Linked DNA regions of Homo sapiens: region 2 is linked to region 1. The links are chromatin contacts, found by Hi-C or POLR2A ChIA-PET in ENCODE. All regions are on one chromosome and are shown on one strand. The core of a region is the stretch at or near the end of the contact, and the rest is flanking DNA. Distances in the headings are between cores, read along the strand shown.

The links. A loop is a pair of places that touch in the nucleus more often than their neighbours do. ChIA-PET counts read pairs that join two places held with the same protein, here RNA polymerase II (POLR2A). Pooled maps may share reads with other maps.
Region 2: a pooled map shows a loop between it and region 1 (4-fold over the local background). The contact joins the enhancer-like site here to the promoter of GEMIN6 in region 1. A Hi-C loop is called at or near these places in 4 of 50 pooled maps. POLR2A ChIA-PET finds 5 or more read pairs at or near these places in 5 of 52 experiments (H1, MCF 10A, T-cell and 2 more).

What each region holds. Positions count from the first base shown.
Region 1 is chr2:38,774,863-38,780,235 of GRCh38, forward strand. It overlaps GEMIN6 (gem nuclear organelle associated protein 6), which reads left to right and starts at 3,348. Exons shown (of 3, transcript NM_024775.10): 1 at 3,348-3,419; 2 at 4,110-4,256. The coding sequence starts at 4,129.
Region 2 is chr2:38,699,240-38,704,283 of GRCh38, forward strand. All of the region lies in intron 4 of GALM (galactose mutarotase), which reads left to right. All of the region lies in intron 1 of LOC124905993 (a long non-coding RNA gene), which reads right to left. Among named protein-coding and RNA genes, the nearest start is that of GALM, 36 kb to the left of the region's middle. Within about 2 kb of position 1,357, at least 4 of the 41 ENCODE cell types and tissues checked have a DNase peak (open chromatin) inside an H3K27ac peak, as active enhancers do.

The DNA of each region.
Region 1 (5,373 bases), core at 2,098-4,597:
AGAAAGGTATGTGTGTGTTTGTGGGTTTGAGGGTGAGGCAGGCAAACCTTTGGAAGGAGATAGAGGAGAAGTAGAAAAGAAGACAATGTGAGGAGAGGGACACCAACTGGAGTGGGAGAGGCTCTAGGGGGACCAAGGGTAAGGGCTGACCTAGGAAAGGAGGTGGCACCATTTGAACTCAGTGACAACCAGCTACAGGAGAGGGCCATTCTGAGAACTTGTATTAGGAAGTGGGCTGGGCAACAGTCTCTTAGAAGTCAGTGATTTGCATCAGCAGTTCCCGAGAATTTTACTTAGGAGGCTAAAGGGGCAAAAAGGTAGGGAAATTGCCCCAGTCTCATCACCTTAAAAAGGGTAACTGGCCAGGCAGGGTGACTCATGCCTGTAATCCCAGCAGCTTGCGAGGCCGAGGCAGGAGGATCGCTTGAGCTCGCTTGAGCTCAGGAGTTAAGAGACCATCCTCGGCAACATGGCAAGAACTTGTCTCTACCAAAAATTAAAACAAACAAACAAACAAACAGAAAAACATTAGCAGGGAGGGCATGGTGGCACATGCCTGTAGTCCCTGTTACTCTGGAAGCTGGGACAGGAGGATCGCTTGAACCCAGGAAATCCAGTCTGCAGTGAATCATGATCCTTGCACTGCACTTCACCCTGGAAGAAAGAATGAGACCCTGTCTCAAAACCAAAACCAAAAACAAAACAAAAAAAGGATGGGGAGTAACTGAAGTTTACCTTGACACTAGTTTCTACTTGTAGAATACACACACACACACACGCACAAAGGCCAAAGTCTTTCGTTCTGGAGTATGGAGTATAGATTATAGCTTAAAATGAAAATGTACAGTTTGTTGGCGGGGCACGGTGGCTCACGCCTGTAGTCCCAGCATTTTGGGATGCCGAGGCAGGCAGATCACAAGGTCAAGAGATCGAGACCATCCCGGCCAACATGGTGAAACCCCTTCTGTACTAAAAAAATACAAAAATTAGCTGGGCATGGTGACAGGCGCCTGTAGTCCCAGCTAGTCAGGACGCTGAGGCAGGAGAATCACTTGAACCCAGGAGGCGGAAGTTGCAGTGAGCTGAGATCGTGCCATTGCACTCCAGCCTGGTGATAGAGCGAGACGGAGTCTCGCTAAAAAAAAAAAGAAAAGAAAATGAACAGTTTGTGACATGTTGGTTGTAACTCTTTTGGACTGAATTTTTACGAGTTCAAGTGTTTTCCTTCACACTGTGATAACAATTGGCACTTATATGAGCTCTTAGTAGATTTACAGAGGGCTTTAACCAGCAAAATCTAAGAATCCACTAAAACTACATTAATATAATCAGCCAATCATGCAACGAATAAAGGCTATGGGAAAGATTCAAATGATGACAATAAGAAAATATACTTTGAAGATTATATGGAACCTAAATCTCAAGGAGTAAGGAAAAAGCTGATACATTTTTGATGTTTTCTACACCTTTGTTTAATAGTGTTTTCATTTGGTTTTTGTAAATCTCCCTTGGTTTTTACATTTCCAGGAATTCAGCGTTTACCACCTTGTACCGTTTTTCAGTCCTAAAAAAGATTCTGGATCATGCCAGAAGCCAGTTAAGTGCGTGACCAGAAATCCGTAGCAGAAGCAAGTCTTTTGCACTTTTCCACTGGAGGGGTTTATAGAGAGTGATCTGCTAGACAAAATTCAACCCGGTTTGGTTCATTTCTTTCCAGCTTCTGCACCTTTCTCAAGATTGTACTGAGGGCACATCCCAAAGGAGCAGGCATTTTAATTGCCTATACAAGCCAAGCAAACAAGAAATACCTTGGCCGTGTCAGAGGCGTTGGAACCAGAGTGACTCCGTTTTGAGTGAGGGCTAGGAAAATGAGGCTGGGACTTGCTGGTCTGCATTCTCAGAAAGTTAGGCATTCCCAGCCTCTAGATGTTTACGGTTAAGGGAAGACATTAATAACGTTTACCGCCGGGCGCGGTGGCTCACACCTGTAATCCCAGCATTTTGGGAAGCCGAGGCGGGCGGATCACTTGAGGTCAGGAGTTTGAGACCAGTCTGGCCAACATTGCAAAAACCCGTCTCTACTAAAAATACAAAAATTAGCCAGATGTGGTGGTGCATGCCTGTAATCCTAGCCACTAGGGAGGCTGAGGCACGAGAATCGCTTGAAGCCGGCAGGTGGAGGTTCCAGTGAGCCTCGATCGCACCTTTGCACTCCACCTGGGTGACAGTGTGAGACTCTGTCTCAAAAAAAAAAAAAAAAAAAAAAAAGTTTACTAAACAGACCCAGACTTGGGAGTGTCCAGATATCGCAATACCTGGAGAACAAAGGCATTCCTAATTTTGCTTTAAAGATAATAGTATTGATGCTTGAAAAATATAGTAATTAAGAAAATTAATCCTTTATCATAAACCCTTGTAGCAGAGCGCATCTCCTCATACATAGGACTATTGTATCTAGGGTGGACACTTTCCTCTTACTTTCGGGAACATCCTACTCTGTCTATGGAGCAGCTGTTCTTTCACCACTTTACTTTCTTACTAAACTTGCTTTTGCTTTGCACTGCGGACTCGCTCTGAATTCTTTCTTGCGCGAGATCCAACAACTCTCTCCTGGGGTCTGGATCAGGACCCCTTTCCTGTAGCAACCCTATCGCTCTTCTCCACGGCACGTTCACCTCACATTCCTAGAGCTTTAGGATTTACTCTGAGGGTTCATGTGCTTTGATTCTAAGGCGAAAGTGCATTTCCAAGTCTACTATCATTGAGGACCTGGCACGAGCTTTTTCCTCTTTATTTATTTTTATTTTTAATTTTTTTGAGACGGAGTTTCGCTCTTGTTGCCTAGGCTGGAGTGCAATGGTGCGATCTCAGCACACTGCAACCTCCGCCTCCCGGGTTCAAGCGATTCTCCTGTCTCAGCCTCCTGAGTAGCTGGGATTACAGGCGCCCGCCACTAGGCCCGGCTAATTTTTGGTATTTTTAGTAGAGACGGGGTTTCACCATGTTGGCCAGGCTGGTCTCGAACTCCTGACCGGTTTCGAACTCCTGATCCACCCGCCTCGGTATCCCAAAGTGCTGGGATTACAGGCGTGAGCCACCGCGCCCGGCCGCTTTTTCCTCTTTAAAGAAAAAAAGATTATTTGAACTGTCCGTCGTGGCAATGGAGAGGGATAGCCTTAGAGGACATGGCGGTTCATTATTATTATTATTATTACAGAACAATCTTAGACTCTGTCCGCACCCTGCACTCTAGGTCCCGCGACTCTCAGACCTCCAAGTAGGACTACAAAACAGAGGTTTCTGGGGGAAGGAAGTGACGATCGGCGCAAAGCATGCTGGTCTCAGGCGGTCTCCGCTCAACGATCCTTCCTCAAAGCATGGTTGCTGAGTACCCAGAGTTGCGAGGAGTTTTTTAACTGGTATTTTTCTCGTTTGTCAGGGTTAAACGTTAAGTACCATTTGGTTTTTAGTACAGTGTTAGGTATCGTGTGGCTGCAGGACAGGACCAGAAATCTAAGCTCTAGAGCTGTAGCCGCTGGCCCTTCGTTTGTGCATCCTTCAAACAAATTTTAAGGGGCAGTTGTCATAAATCGGGGGAGCCTCTCGATGGCGGGATCCAGCGGAGACACAGAGCCAGAGAGCGCGTGGGTGGATATCAGGAGAGTTTTCTGGTTCAGTTGAGGAGTGGGGTGAACTCCTTTGATCGATGGAAGGAAAAGCAGAGTTGAAGGGTTTGAGCATCATCTGCAGGCCAGAGTGAAAGCGATTTGGAATGTGGTTGTGGATCGGAATAGACCTGTGCCAGATGAATTTCCTCAGACTGCACCCGCGGCAAATCGGTGACCCCTCTGCTTTAGGCCGAATTGTACATATTAACTATTTTCCTTTTCCTGATAAAAATTCTCAAGCAGCCTTTACACGTGTTCTTTTCCCCAACTATAGTATCAGTTCCTATCAGTACATGCATTAATACTTAATTGTATTAAGTTACTTATTACGAACTTGAGGCAAATCACAGATGTTCTCTGTCTCTAGGATAGGATGGAGATTAGGGATAAGACATTTGCTTACGTGGAACATATATTAACCAGCACTGGTGGTTGTTTCAGATTTAGCCAGGTGGCAATCATGAGTGAATGGATGAAGAAAGGCCCCTTAGAATGGCAAGATTACATTTACAAAGAGGTCCGAGTGACAGCCAGTGAGAAGAATGAGTATAAAGGATGGGTTTTAACTACAGACCCAGTCTCTGCCAAGTGAGTATGCATCCTACTTGCCTGAAATCTTGACACCCCTTTGTGCTGCCTGTATGTTATAGACAAACTAAGAAAGCAGATAAATGAAAAGCTAATTATTAATATTTTCATATAAGAATTTTTTGTTTGTTTGAGACAGGGTTCTACTGTCACCCAGGCTGGAATGCAGTGGCGAGATCTCGGCTCTTTGTAACCTCCACCTCGCAGGTTCAAGCGATTCTCCTGCCTTAGCCTCCCGAGTAGCTGGGACTACAGGCATTTGCCACCACGTCTGGCTAATTTTTGTATTTTTTGTGGAGACGGGGCTTCGCCATGTTGCCCAGGTTGGTCTCAAACTCCTGATCTCCAAGGATCTGCCCACCTTAGCGTCACAGAGTGCTGGCATTACAGGCTGAGTCACTGTACCCGGCCTACATATGAGAACTTAACTGCCTTTGAATCTAAATGCTGTTCTGACTATGGATTACCTTATCAGACCAGGCAACTTCATAGAAATTGGGCATAGAAATTATTCTTACTATATATATATATATATATATATATATATTTTTTTTTTTTTTTTTTTTTTTTTTTCGGGGGTGGGATGAAGTCTCACTCTGTTGCCCAGGCTGGAGTGGTGCAGTTACAATCTTGGCTCACTGCAACTTCTGCCTCCCAGGTTCAAGTGATTCTCATGCCTCAGCCTCCCCAGTAGCTGGGGTTACACACATGTGCCAACATGCCCCACTAATTTTTTGTATTTTTAGTAGAGACGGGGTTTCGCTATGTTGGCCAGGCTGGTCTCAAACTCCTGACCTCAGGTGATCTGCCCACCTTGGCCTCCCAAAGTGCTAGGATCATAGGCTTGAGCCACCGTCCCCAGCCTATAATTTTGTTTATAAATACTTCACTATATCTCTTAAAAGAAAAGGACTTTAAGGCCGGGCATGGTGGCTCACGCCTGTAATCCCAGCACTTTGGGAGGCCGAGGCGGGTGGATCACGAGGTCAGGAGATCGAGACCATCCTGGCTAACATGGTGAAACCCCGTCTCTACTGAAAATACAAAAAAAATTAGCCGGGCGTGGTAGCAGGCACCTGTAGTCCCAGCTACTCAGGAGGCTGGGGCAGGAGAATGG
Region 2 (5,044 bases), core at 107-2,606, 78 kb before region 1:
CCTAATACTTGATATCTAATACATATTTTATTGATACCTAATACATATTTACAGGGTACACTGGGATATTTTGATACATGTTTACAATGTATAAGGATCAAATCAGGGTAATTAGCATATCCATCACCTCAAACATTTATCATTTTTTTGTGTTGGGACATTCAAAATCTGCTGTTCTAGCTATTTGAAAATATACAATAAGTTGTTGTTAATTATAGTCACCCTATAGTGCTTTAGAGCACTAGCACTTATTCCCCCTATCTAGCTGTACTTTTATTAACATTAAACAACCTTTAGGCTGTGTGCGGTGGCTCATGCCTGTAAACCCAGCACTTTGGGAGGCCGAGGTGGACTGATCACCTGAGGTCAGGAGTTCAAGACCAGCCTGGACAACATAGCAAGAACCATCTTAAAAAAGAAAAGAGAAGAATATTTAAAATTTTCTTCACTGATCATTCAGGAGCATATTGTTTAATTTCTGTGTATTTGTACAATTTCAAAAGTTCACCTCGCTGTTGAGTTCTAGTTTTATTCCACTGTGGTCAGGAAAGATACTCGATATAATTTCAATTATTTTAAATTTGTTGAGACTTGTTTTGTGGGCTAACATATGGTCTATTCTGGAAAATGTTTCTTGTGCTGATGAAATAATGTGTTTTCTGAATCTGTTGGATGAAATGTTCTGTAAATGTCTCTTTGTTAGTCTAAAATGCAGGGTTTTTTGTTTTTTTGAGAGAGTCTCACTCTGTTGCCCAGGCTGGGAGTGCAGTAGCATGATCTTGACTCACTGCAACCTCCACTTCCCAGGTTCAAGCAATTCTCGTGCCTCAGCCTGCCAAGTAGCTGGGATTACAGGTGCCCGCCACCACACCCAGCTAATTTTTGTATTTTTAGTAGAGACAGGGTTTTACCATGTTGACCAGGCTGGTTTTAAACTCCTGGCCTCAAGTGATCCGCCCACCTCAGCCTCCCAACGTACTAGGATAACAGATGTGAACCACCGCGCTCAGCCTAAAGTGCAGTTTAAATCTAGTGTTTTGTTGTTGATTTTCTGTCTAGATGATCTGTTCAGTGCAGAGAATGGGGTGTTGAATTCCCCAGCTATTGTATTGGTGTCTATGTCTCCCTTTAGATCTAATAATATTTGCTTTATATTATGTATCTGGGCGCTCCAGTGTTGGGTGCATATATATTTAGAATTGTTACCTCCTCTTACTGAATTGATCCCTTTATCATTATATAATAACCTTTTTCTTTTTTTTAATCGTTTTTTACTTGACGTCTGTTTCATCTGATACAAGTACAGCTACCCTGCTTGCTTTTGGTTTCTGTTTGCATGGAATATCTTTTTCCACCCTTTCAGTCTATGTGTGTCGTTACAGATGAAGTGAGTTTCTTGTAGGCAACCGTAGTTGGGCCATGTTTTTTAATCCATTCAGCCAGTCTATATATTTTAAGGGGGGAAGTTTAATAAGTTTACATTCAAGATTATTATTGATAGGTGAGGACTTCTGTCATTTTGTTAATTATTTTCTGTTTTTTTAAATATATCCTTTGTTCCTTTCTTCCCCTCTTATTGTTCATCCTTGTGATTGGTGGTTTTCTGTAGTGGTAAAATTTGATTCTTTTCTCTTTCTCCTTTGTGTATGTGCTCTACCAGTGAGTTTTCTACTTTTTTGTGTTTTCTTGATAGTAATTATCATTTCACTTCCAGATGTGGGACTCCCTTGAGCATTTCTTATAAGGCTGGTCTAGTGGTGATGAATTCTGTCAGTTTTTATTTGTCTGAGACATGTCAGGCATTTAGCTTCAGGACCTGATTCTAGTTCCCTGCCCTGTGGCAACAAGTAGAAACAGATCCCTGGTACCCTGCTTAAGTATTACACCAGCTAGATGTGAGCAGATGAGAAAATCAAATCCTTCTATTTTGCCAGGGATTAATTCATTCTCAGGATTGTAAATATTACATTTCACCTTTCACCTCACAGAACTGTAGAATTAGGAGGTGAGCTGGGCAGCCTGCCCAGCAAGACATTATGATGTATACAATACAGTGCACTACTAAGGATGTGTCTTTAAAGGCATTTACAGCACACAGTTTTTTTTTTCCTTATAATTTTGCTGCTCTTTATTTGTAGTAGTAGATAAGGAATTAAGAAAGCAAAAATGAGTGCTTTGACTAGGTCTTTTGCCTTTGAAAGTAGCATTAGTAAAATCCCCTCTTCTTTTTTATTCTTATAAAATTTACCCAATTCACTCTGTCCCCCAGCCCATCTGTGTTCACTTGCTGTTCTTGCTGCTCTCAGTTTTTAAAAGCTTATTCTAAAATTACATCAAAGCAACCCCATTTTGACAAAATTAGAATTCTGGTAGGAAACGCTTGCCATGAGGCTGTGGAGAGAGGCCCAGCAAGACTTTTGTATTTTATTTCAACCTCTGTCGGTTAAACCTACAATTCGGCAGATGATATAATTACCTCCCTGGGGCAGGTCTCTATCTCTGCCTTGGAGAAATAGCAAAGTCCAAAGTAGTCTCCTCATTCAAAGATGTTGCAAACGAAGGCTGTTTTGATCTTTATGTATTAGCATTTGGGTGTTAATCTTTCTGGAGCTCCTGACAGAAAATTCCTTTAAATTTATTATATAATTCTAAAATATTGGACATATTTGTTTCAAGCATCTGTCAGTATCCTTACTCTTTCCATTTCACTCCCCACTGCCTTAATTAGTCATCAGGTCCTACTGATTTTTAACTCCTAAGCATTTCTCAAATCTGTCTCCTCAGTATGTATTGTTGGTTATATAACTCCATCTCCATTTTCACTGTGCTGCTTTAGACTATCTTTTCTTGTCTAGATTAGTGCCTGGCTTATATTATGGGCTTCATAAAGTGGGATCAATGAATGAATGATTCATAATCTGGACAACTGCACTCTAACACCTAACTGGAAAAAAAAAAATCTTAAGATCTATCTTCCATGTAAAAGCATCTATCTAAAATGCAAATCTTACTTTGATAATCTCCAGGTTAATAAACCTCTTAGACGGCTCTCAGGCCTCCCCAAAACCATCTCTCATTTCACTGATCAAAAAAATAAAAATTTAAAAATTTTAAAACTTAAAAAAAAAATTGAACATTTCACTGGTCAAAAAACAAAAACAAAAATGATCTCCGAGCATGCCTCCCTCACACCCCACCCTGCTGTGCATCCCTTTCCCACCCCCAGCCTACAGAGACCACCCAATAACCTCTTCTTTGCTACATGACCCTTACCCTCCTTCTTCAAGAGTCATACTTTCTCCTTAGAAACTTTTCCCCCCACTTTCTGGAAACTGTAGATTCTTTCTTGCTTATGGTTTTTGTAATGACATCAGCCATTTAGAATTCATGATGTGGCCAGTCTCTGCTATCTGCCTCTCCACAGAGCTTGCTCAGATAATCCATCAGGATTTAGTCACAGATCCAAAGTAGGGAGCTAGAAGGGAGCTTCAGGCTTGGTCTCTTCGGGTTGAAGCTAGAAAACTAATCTATACTGAACACAAAAATGAAGCTGAGTAATAGCCAACCTATACATCCTAGGAATTAACTATTGCTTATTTTGCCCCCAGCCAGTCTCTCCACACTCCTCTCTCCTTTACATTTGTTTTAAACACTATATATATATATACACTTTATTTATATATATATACTTTTTATATATATATATATATAATATGTGTAATTTTTTTTTTAATTAGCTGGGCATGGTGGGGTGTGCCTGTGATCCTAGCTACTCAGGAGGCTGGGAGGCTGAGGTGGGATGATATGTGGGATTTTATATATATATATATATATATATATATATATATATATATTTTTTTTTTTTTTTTTTTTTTTTTTTTTTTTGAGACAGAGTTTTGCTCTTGTTGCCCAGGCTGGATTGCAATGGTGCGATCTCAGCTCACCGCAACCTCTGCCTCCCAGGTTCAAGCGATTCTCCTGCCTCAGCCTCCCAAGTAGGTGGGATTACAGGTATGCACCACCATGCCTGGCTAATTTTGTATTTTTAGTAGAGACAGGTTTCTTCATGTTGGTCAGGCTGGTCTCTAATTCCCGACCTCAGGTGATCCACCCACCTTGGCCTCTCAAAATGCTGGGATTACAAGCGTGAGCCACCGCACCCAGCCTTAAACACGGTATATTAGCCCAACACTGTGTGAGAACTGGGATTCAGAAAACCAAGATATAGGTCTCCGTTCTGCCATCCACTAGCTATGCTATGAGTCAGCCATGAAAATTCTCTGGGCCTCATTGACTGAATCTGTAAAATCTGACTTGATGAGGATTATATTCATTGAACTCTGAGGTCCTGTCCATTTCTTACACCCTGATTCAAAGACCGCACAGAATCTCTAACCCAGATATTCTTAACTAGGGTTCTTGTATGTCTGGGAAGATGATGAAAGAACTTCAAGGGGATCATGAGCTCTTTAAATTCTATATAAAATCCAAGGCTGGGCGTGGTGGCTCACGCTTGTAATCCCAGCACTTTGGGAGGCTGAGGTGGGCAGATTGCCTGAGATCAGGAGTTCGAGACCAGCCTGGGCAACATGTTGAAACCCCCTCTCTGTGAAAATACAAAAACAATCAGCTGGGTGTGGTGGCATGTGCCTATAGTCCCGGCTACTCAGGAGGCTGAGGCACAAGAATTGCTTTGAACCCAGGAGGCAGAGGTTGCAGTAAGCCAAGATCGTGCCACTGTGCTCCAACCTGGGAGACAGGGAGAAACGCTGTCTCAAAAAATAAATGAATAAATAAATAAATAAATAAAATAAAATAAAATAAAATAAATTCTATGTAAAATCCTTTGTGAACTTGCTGCATCACCTTGGCCCACAAAGGGGGTTTTCTTATCTTTTTTCCTCTTTCAAAGTAATGATAGTCTATGGTTGCCCTACTATGTATTCTCTTTTTATTATTTTATTATTTTTTTTTTTAGAGACAGGGTCTCACTCTGTTATCCAGGCTGGAGTGCAGTGGTGCAATTATAGCTCACTGCAGCCTT